2 separate regions of the Homo sapiens genome follow, and region 1 is linked to region 2. Evidence: chromatin contacts called from ENCODE Hi-C or POLR2A ChIA-PET data. All regions are on one chromosome and are shown on one strand. Each heading gives the region's core, a stretch centred on a gene start or an enhancer-like site at or near the end of the contact. The rest is flanking DNA. Distances are from core to core; before and after follow the strand shown. Region 1 overlaps CASZ1 (castor zinc finger 1). Region 2 overlaps CASZ1 (castor zinc finger 1).

Region 1 (4,099 bases), core at 1,549-4,048, 64 kb after region 2:
AGAGGCACAGTACTGGGAAGACCCAGAGGACAGCAGGGGCCCTACACTCAGCGGGGCTGAAGTGAAGTGAACTCTTCCAGGCTAAGAAAGAAAAGCCATGTGCTCAGAGATCATGGCAGAAAGTGCCTAAGAAATGCCAACACACCCATTCTCTGCCAGCCGTCTGTCCATCTGTCCATCCATCCATCCAATGTTCCTAATCTTAAGTACTCTGGCCAAAAAACTGAGGACCCAAAGGTTCAGAGTTCTGTCCAGAGGTAGATGGCAAATCAGAAACAGAACTGGGTCCTGGAGCTTCCAGGCTATGGGGCTGATGGTTGGTTGGTAGCTGAGCTAAAAGTGACAACAGCCTTCTGACCTCCTTCCTCCTGTCCATGTGAAAAAGCAGGATCTTGGCCCCAGAGGCATCAGGCTGCCCATCCCACCATCCCATTGCACAAGTAAGGATGAGTGATACCAAAAGCAAACCCTGCCCTAAACTAAGGGCAGTGGCCCTACCCACCTTTTACCCACCCTTAATCTCTGAAGACACCAGCAATGTCTTGGGTAAGAAGAAGAGCACAGAAGGGATGTGAGGAGGAGGAAAAGAAAAACAAAAGTACAGAGAAAAGTTGGCAAACGTGAGCCCTTATGTGTGCAAAGAGCCTGGTGCCTTCTTCCTATCGGCTGCTGCACCTGCCCAGGTGAGGCCCGGCACTCCCTCCATCTCATCCCTGGGGCCTGCTGTGAGAGTGAGCCTGGAGGCAGCCTCATCCAGCCCTTCTCCTGGCCGGTTCTGAAGCACAGTGGTCTCTCCCTGAGCCCGGCAGCCCTGGGCTGGCTTCTGTTAATTTGCTGTCAGGCTGCCTAAGCAAACCAATTAAAACTAATCATTAATTATAAAAGAGAGTGAGAAGAGGAGGAGAGGAGAGAGTGAAAGACAGAGGGGAAGAGGAAGAGGGAAGGTGGGCTGGAGAGGGAAGACCTGGGGGCCTGCAGGCGGCTCGGAGTGGGGCCTGGTGGGCTGGGCGCTGGGAGGACCAGAGGCTCCTCCGGCACAAGAGGTGCCAGGGTCGGGGGAGGGCAGGAAGGAAGCAAGGGATGGAGGACGGGGAGGGGGGGGGCCATGGGTGAGGGAGGGAGGGAGTGCCACGAGAGATGGGACGGGGGAGAGTGACAGGCGGAGAAGTGGCAGGGACCAGCGTACCAGGACCTGAAGGGGCCTCCTCCATCTGCAGTTCCCTCTTGCTGGAGCCGCTGCTGGTCCAGGACTTGGCTTTGGAGCCTCTCACCCACAGCTGCCCAGCTCCATATTTATGAAGCACCAGGCCAGGCTCCTCGGCCAGCACTCCTACCTGCTCCCCAGGCCTCCCGGGGCCATGGGGGCTCGGGGCAGCTGTCGGGCTGCCCATCCGCCCCCGCACTCCACTGCGTCTCCTTCCCCCTGCCCCCAGCCCCATCCTCACGCACAGCCTCTCCCTGGCCAGCCCTTTCACAGGGGCTGGGGCCATGTCAGCCCGGCAGTGTGAGGAGGGGGGCGGCATAGACAACAGGGGCAGCGTCATGGAAACGGGCACTTTCCCGGAGAAATATTCTGTTTGGCCTCCTTCCTGTATTGAGGAGCTGTCAGGAGCCCGAGTGAGAGTCTCACTACCCCGGGACCAGGCGTGACAAAACCTATTTTCTGCCTCAAATTTGATTGATTAAAAAACTTTTTAGGAAAAGCATGTTAAAAGAGTGAAAAAGAAAGAGAGAGCGGGAGAGGGGGAGAGAGAGAGAGGGAGAGAGAGAAAGAGAGGAGAAAAGAAAGCGAATCAAAGTGCTGCCCGGAGGACGGCTGGGGAGAGAAAGGCCCCAGGCAGGGGCTGAGCAGTGCCCCGGGCAGTGCCGCAGGGGGATGCGCACCAGGGGGATCCCATGGCATAACCAGGCAAAACGGAAAGGTCAGAGGAAGCCCGGAACTTTTACACAGCAGTTAGCAGGACAATGAGGGGGCCGGCGGCCCGCACAGGCCAGCAGGTGCCCGATCGAGACAGAGGCCTCGGGAAAGGAGCCTGGGCCCCGGACCAGGGAGGGGCGGTGGGGGTGGCTGTCCAGACCCCGGAGTCGGAGCAGGCCTCCGGATTGGCTCTGGGCTCTTTCCAGGCACAGTCTTGGTTGGAATTGGGCCAGGAACCTGAAAAGTCTACATAGGGTCAAGAGGAAGGGCCCTCGTCCTTTGGGGACAGGAAATGGGTTTTCCCACCTTGCTCTCCCAAGACCTGGCTTAAGAAGTGTTTTTAATCATAGTAATTTTTAAAAAGCAGGAGACCTCAACTTGACCCTCCACCCTGAGGCTGGCTCAGCACCAGCTTCCAGCCCACCTTTGCCTGTCTTGGACCTTCCCCAGTCAGGGCCTCAAGTCCTTCATGGGATGTTGCCCTATGTGGTCCCCATGCCTGGCCAGGGACTTCAATGGTGAATTCGAGGCCCTGCCTGACTCTCTCAAGGCTCCAGGAGAAAAGCTGGCCTCCCCACCCCTCCTGAGACCCCCTTAGGAGGAAGCAACGCCTCCATTTCCCAGTGGCCCTGCCCGATCTTCTTGGGCAGGACCCCTAGTCTCCCCAGGAGGAAGGGTCCAAGTTGGTGGCCTAGTTTGCTCTCCTTTTCTCTAAGGGCCTTGAAGGTCAAGATGAGGAGTGGTTCTGGCAAAGGAGTCAGCAAGAAGATTTTCCCAGGTGCTGGGAGGGTGCTTAGCAGTGCCCACTCCAGTCTCTGCCAGCTCAGGGCTCAGCGTGGTAGGCAGTGCCTCCTCTCAACAGACAGGCACGTCGCCAACAGATGCACAGAAAGACAACACCTGCTCCAGGCTTTCCCCAGCCCCTGTGCCAGGTCAAGTGACCCTAGATCTCTCTTGTCCCTGCTCCACAGCGAGATCATCAGGCACTCACTGAGCACACACTGTGTGCGTGACGCTGTGCCAGGCACAAGGAAGAGAAAACAAGAAGCTTACAAAAGGCCGGGGGCAGTAGCTCATGTAATCCCAGCACTTTGGGAGGCCAAGGTGGGCAGATCACCTGAGGTCAGGAGTTTGAAACCAGCCTGGCCAATATGGTGAAACCCTGTCTCTACTAAAAATACAAATATTAGCCGGGTGTGGTGGTGCACGCCTGTAATCCCAGCTACTCGGGAGGCTGAGGCGTGAGAATCATTTGAACCCGGGAGGCAGAGGTTGCAGTGAGCTGAGATCATGCAACTACACTCCAGCCTGGGCGACAGAGCGAGACTCCGTCTTGGGGGGAGAAAAAAGAAAAAGACAGCATACAAAAGTCGAGTTGGTGAGAATTGAGTTTGAATCCTGCCTCTGCTGCCTCCTGCCATGCAATTGGGTACGCAGGCTGCTTAACCTCTCCAGGCCCCAGCTTCTTCCATTGAAAAGTGGGGGCCCATGAGTACCTAGCTCAAAGGAAGTTCATTCAGTATTTCTTGGGCACCTACTACATGCTATTAGATCCTTGTCCTAGACCTAGAGAACATTGGCAAACCAAAGACTCAACCCTCAGGGAGCTTCCATTCCTGTGCTGTTGAGGACTCGCGGAAATAATGGTTAGCACAGTAGGTGGCACATAGCAAGTGCTCAATAAATATGGCCTCTTATTAGTTTCCAGGGTCCCTGCCTTTAAGAAGCTAGGAGAGATGGTGCAATTCCATTCCCAGGCATATACCAGAAAAAATGGAAAACAGGTACTCAAAAAAAAAAAAAAAAGAAAAACAAACAAAACCTTGTGCATGAATGTTCATAGCAGCACTATTCACAGTAGTCAGATGGTAGATACAATTCAAGTGTCCATGGACTGAGAAATGGACATACAACATGGAGTCTGTCCATACTATTGAATATTATTCAGCTATAAAAAAGGAGTGAAGTTCTGATATGGGCTACAATGTGGATAGACCTGGAAATGTTGAACGAGAAAGGAGCCAGACAGACACAATAGGCCACAAGTTGTATGATTCCATTAATATGGAATATCCGGAACAGGCAAATCCACAGAGACAGAAAGCAGTGGTTGCCAGGGACTGGGGGAAGGGGACAGTGAGGAGGGACTGCTAAGGGGTTCAGGGTTTCTGTCTGGAGTGA
Region 2 (3,752 bases), core at 1,219-3,718:
GGAAGGACCAGAATGCAGCAGCCCCCACCCCTGCTGCCCTGACCACCAGGCCACAACGGGCCTTGCCTGCAGCCCAGGGGCCTCTGCTGGGCGGCCTGGCTCCCGCCTGCCCGTGGGTTCTGGTCTCTTCCTAGGGAGAGTCCTGCCTCATCAGCAGGCTGTGAACAGGGGCCAGGGGCTCAGCTCCCAGCAGCACGGCTACCTCTCAGGCATCAGTGGCCTCCCTTCCCAAAGCCACAGCACCCCTTCCTGGGTTCCGGGTCACGGGTGCTCCAGCTGAGCCCATGGAGAACTTGACCGTTCCCCATTAGATCTGAGTCGCCACCACTGTCACCACCCCCACCCCTGTGACAGCACCCAGCCTGGCACACAGCTGTCCCTCCATAAATAACTGCAGAATGGATGAATGGAAGAACAAACTGTAGCTCACTGCGGACAAAAACCTCATCATGAAAGCCATGGAAAGAGATCCCAGAGCAAAGAACGTTGAACTCCTAAAAATTCCCTGCTCGCCTTCTTGATAAGAAAAGGAAAACAGAACCACGCCCAGGCCCTGGATGCTCAAGATGAGGTCCCAGGGCGGCTGTCTGGGGGTGGAGGGGCGGTGCCCTGCGTGAGTCACCCCCACTCTTCTTGCTGGGCTTTGTGGGTTTGGACTGTTTCACAAGCTTGACAGTGCCTAGCCCGTGATATCTGGGACACCTTTAACAAAACGTGGAGCCTGCGGTGGGGAACAGGACGCGGGTACCAGGAGAGGCGGCCCAGGCCACGGGGGCCATGGTCTTGATGCCTGCTGCAAGTCCCTGCCCGCAGCCCCAGCCCTCGGTACCTAGCCTGCCACACTCCTCGCGCTTGGTGAAGTATTTGAAGCCATTGGCTGCCCGCCGCTCCGCCTTCTCATGCTTCTTGATGTGCCAGGGGAGCTTGGTGGTGATGTTGGTCACAAAATAGCAGCCGGTGCGGAGGCAGTGGTAGTGCCCACGCATTCGGAACTCGCAGTGCTGCAGGGAGACACGGGAGGGTCAGGACAGGCGGGTGACTTTCAAGAGCTCCTGCCTGCCCCGGGCCTGAGGCTGTGGTGGGCCCTTGGCACATGTGTTCTTCTCTGCTCAGAAGCTGATGATCATAGAAACACCTTTCACATGTTAAAAAGCAGCGCAGGGCCGGGCGCGGTGGCTCACGCCTATAATCCCAGCGCTTTGGGAGGCCGAGGTGGGCGGATCACGAGATCAGGAGATCAAGACCATCCTGGCTAAAGAGGTGAAACCCCGTCTCTACTAAAAATACAAAAAATTAGCCGGGCGTGGTGGCGGGCGCCTGTAGTCCCAGCTACTCGGGAGGTTGAGGCAGGAGAATGGCGTGAACCCGGGAGGCAGAGCTTGCAGTGAGCCGAGATCGTGCCACTGCACTCCAGCCTGGGTGACAGAGCGAGACTGTCTCAAAAAAAAGGCAGTGTCTGCCCTTAGTCACTGCACTAAAGCATCCTAGCCTGGTAACCTTGCAGGCCATCTGCAATCCCATACCTAGAGCAGACATCGCGAATCTATTTTAACACTCTTCCCTGTATGTCTAGACCTGGGCAGACATCACTGCTCTATACTAGCACTTCTGGGCCCAGTTTCCCCCTCAGGCAGCCCCTCCTGGTCTTGGGAGTCAGGCCTTTAAGGTGAATCTGATCTGACTTTCCTGTGTGGGCACGGACAATGGGCCTGTTCGAAAATTCTAGGGCTTTGGAAAAAGGGGGCATAAAGCTAGTTCCAGGATAGGCAAGAATGATGTCAAGGGCACGGTGGCTGCCCAGCATTGAGTCACCACTCGGGGGTTAGACCTCACCAACTAGCACCAATCTGGACCCCTGCCCAGGGGTCTCCAGGGGCCTAGGGGCAGATGGTGCTCTTTCCAGAGTCCGGGAGGCCCATTTAAATAAGCAAGGTGTGAGAAATGGAGCCTCTGCCAGGAGGTGACTGTCCTGTGCCCTGAGCTAGCCCTGCACCTCCCTGCCCCCTACTCTGCCCCTGCGCCGTGTACCGCCATGCTGACCTGGTTGGGACAGAGACACTGCAGAGAGTAGTATGCAAACTGGTCTCGCACGTTCACCAGGTTGTTGTTGGGGTTGATGTGGTCCAGGCAGTGGGATTCGGCCTTGCCAGACGTTTTGCAGACGTACTTGCAGTTCCCAAAGAGACAGTGGAAGTGGAACTTGTTGGCGTACTTGCAGTCCGTGGCGAGGCAAGGATCGCTGGAAGGAAACCACAGCCCAGAAGGTCATTGCCATTCTCAAGCCCTCCCTGCTGGTGTCCTGACTTCACTTGTGTTGGAGTTCACTCCCCCACGACCAGCGGTACCACCAAGAGGGATGGCCTGGGCTGCTGTCCTGCTCAACAGGATGACTCAGCTGGAGACTACAGATCCCAGCATGCATTCCTGCCTCCTTTTAGGAGCTCTGCATGGTGCACAGGGATTGCAATATGCAGGGTGCCCAGAGCATTGCATGCTGGGACAAGTAGTTTCCATGGCCACACCTCAGGATTATAGATAAGGATGGCTGTAATAACTTCTTGGATCGGAAAATAAGGATGGTGCTGCCAGCCCTGGCGGGGTGCCGTGAGGCCCTGGCTGGCGTGGCATGGGCGCCACCGTGGATGTGGCTGACAGACTGCAGATGGGTGCTCGGCCCCACCAGGAAGCGCTGCTGCCACAGGCCCTTAGCAAGCAGGAGCGCGTGCCTGGTGTCAGCTCCTGGGGGCTCACAGCTGCTGGGCTCCCCAGGATCAACTCGGGGCCCATGGTGCCCACCCACTCAGACCTCACTTGCCGGCGGAGTGGGAGAGCTGCTGGGGCAGAGCGGGTGTGCTGGCCTGCCCTAGGCCGCCTCCAGGATGCAGAGGGGTGCAGGAGGACACTGGTCCCAGCCTTCAACTCTGGTTGGCAACACTGTAGTCCCCTCCCAGGGGACCCACGGTGGGCACTCTGACCAGGCCAGGGAAACCTGAGCTGCTACTCTGGGGAGGAGGAGGGGGAGGGGAGGCTGGTGGGGGGGACGGAGAACAGTGCTGGGCCCCTTCCATGCTGTGGGCCCAGCCCCAGTTGCTCAGAGAGGGAGGACAGCTGCCACTCAGGCGATATAAATAATCCAATTTATTACTTTTATTGAGAACAGGAAGCCGCACACATGACAATACAAAGTCACCGTTCTCCCTGCAAGGAGCCACCACCATCCAGTGAGGAGGGTCCCTTCCACCCAAGAGCTCAGACCACTGTGCAGGCCAGTGACGGCCTGGAGGGGCCTGGCCCCTACCCGTGACTTCACGTGCCCTGCAGAGATTCAGCCATGGGTGTGAGCCACAGAGGAGGCCAATACGGAGGCTCGGAGGGAGACGCAGCCCTCCTTGTCAGGCTGGGAGTTGTCCTCTGAGGACCACCACGCCCAGTCCACCCCACCTGGCCCTGGCAGGATCACCACATGCCCTGCAGGAGCAGTAGCCACTGCCGCCACCATCGGCCCACGCGGGCTGGCCTGCTCTGGGACAGGCAGTGAGGTAGGAGCAGCAGCATCTTTGGCTAGAAGGACATCACCCGATGGCCATGCCCCAGAGAGGCTGGGGACAGCAGCACCATCCGCAGTGAGGAACAGGGCCTCCTAGCGCCCTTGCTAGCACCTACTCCCGAGACGCGAGGGGAACGCGGGACTCCCGGCTCATCGAGGGACTCACTTCTCCTGGAACTGGAGGAATCCGGGTTTGACCTGGGGC

Evidence for each region. Hi-C counts contacts between places; a loop is a spot of excess contacts on that map. ChIA-PET counts read pairs that join two places held with the same protein, here RNA polymerase II (POLR2A). Pooled maps may share reads with other maps.
Region 1: POLR2A ChIA-PET joins it to region 2 with 11 read pairs in activated T-cell. The contact joins two enhancer-like sites. A Hi-C loop is called at or near these places in 2 of 168 maps with a recorded cell type or tissue (astrocyte of the cerebellum and heart right ventricle) and 1 of 50 pooled maps. POLR2A ChIA-PET finds 5 or more read pairs at or near these places in 3 of 52 experiments (CD4-positive, alpha-beta T cell, OCI-LY7 and activated T-cell).

What each region holds. Positions count from the first base shown.
Region 1 is chr1:10,707,878-10,711,976 of GRCh38, forward strand. The region is part of intron 2 of CASZ1 (castor zinc finger 1); the gene reads right to left. Among named protein-coding and RNA genes, the nearest start is that of CASZ1, 87 kb to the right of the region's middle. Within about 2 kb of position 2,799, at least 2 of the 41 ENCODE cell types and tissues checked have a DNase peak (open chromatin) inside an H3K27ac peak, as active enhancers do.
Region 2 is chr1:10,644,088-10,647,839 of GRCh38, forward strand. It overlaps CASZ1 (castor zinc finger 1), which reads right to left. Exons shown (of 21, transcript NM_001079843.3): 16 at 3,714-3,752; 17 at 2,041-2,239; 18 at 830-1,001. Among named protein-coding and RNA genes, the nearest start is that of CASZ1, 150 kb to the right of the region's middle. RefSeq lists an enhancer at 2,215-2,720. Within about 2 kb of position 2,469, at least 3 of the 41 ENCODE cell types and tissues checked have a DNase peak (open chromatin) inside an H3K27ac peak, as active enhancers do.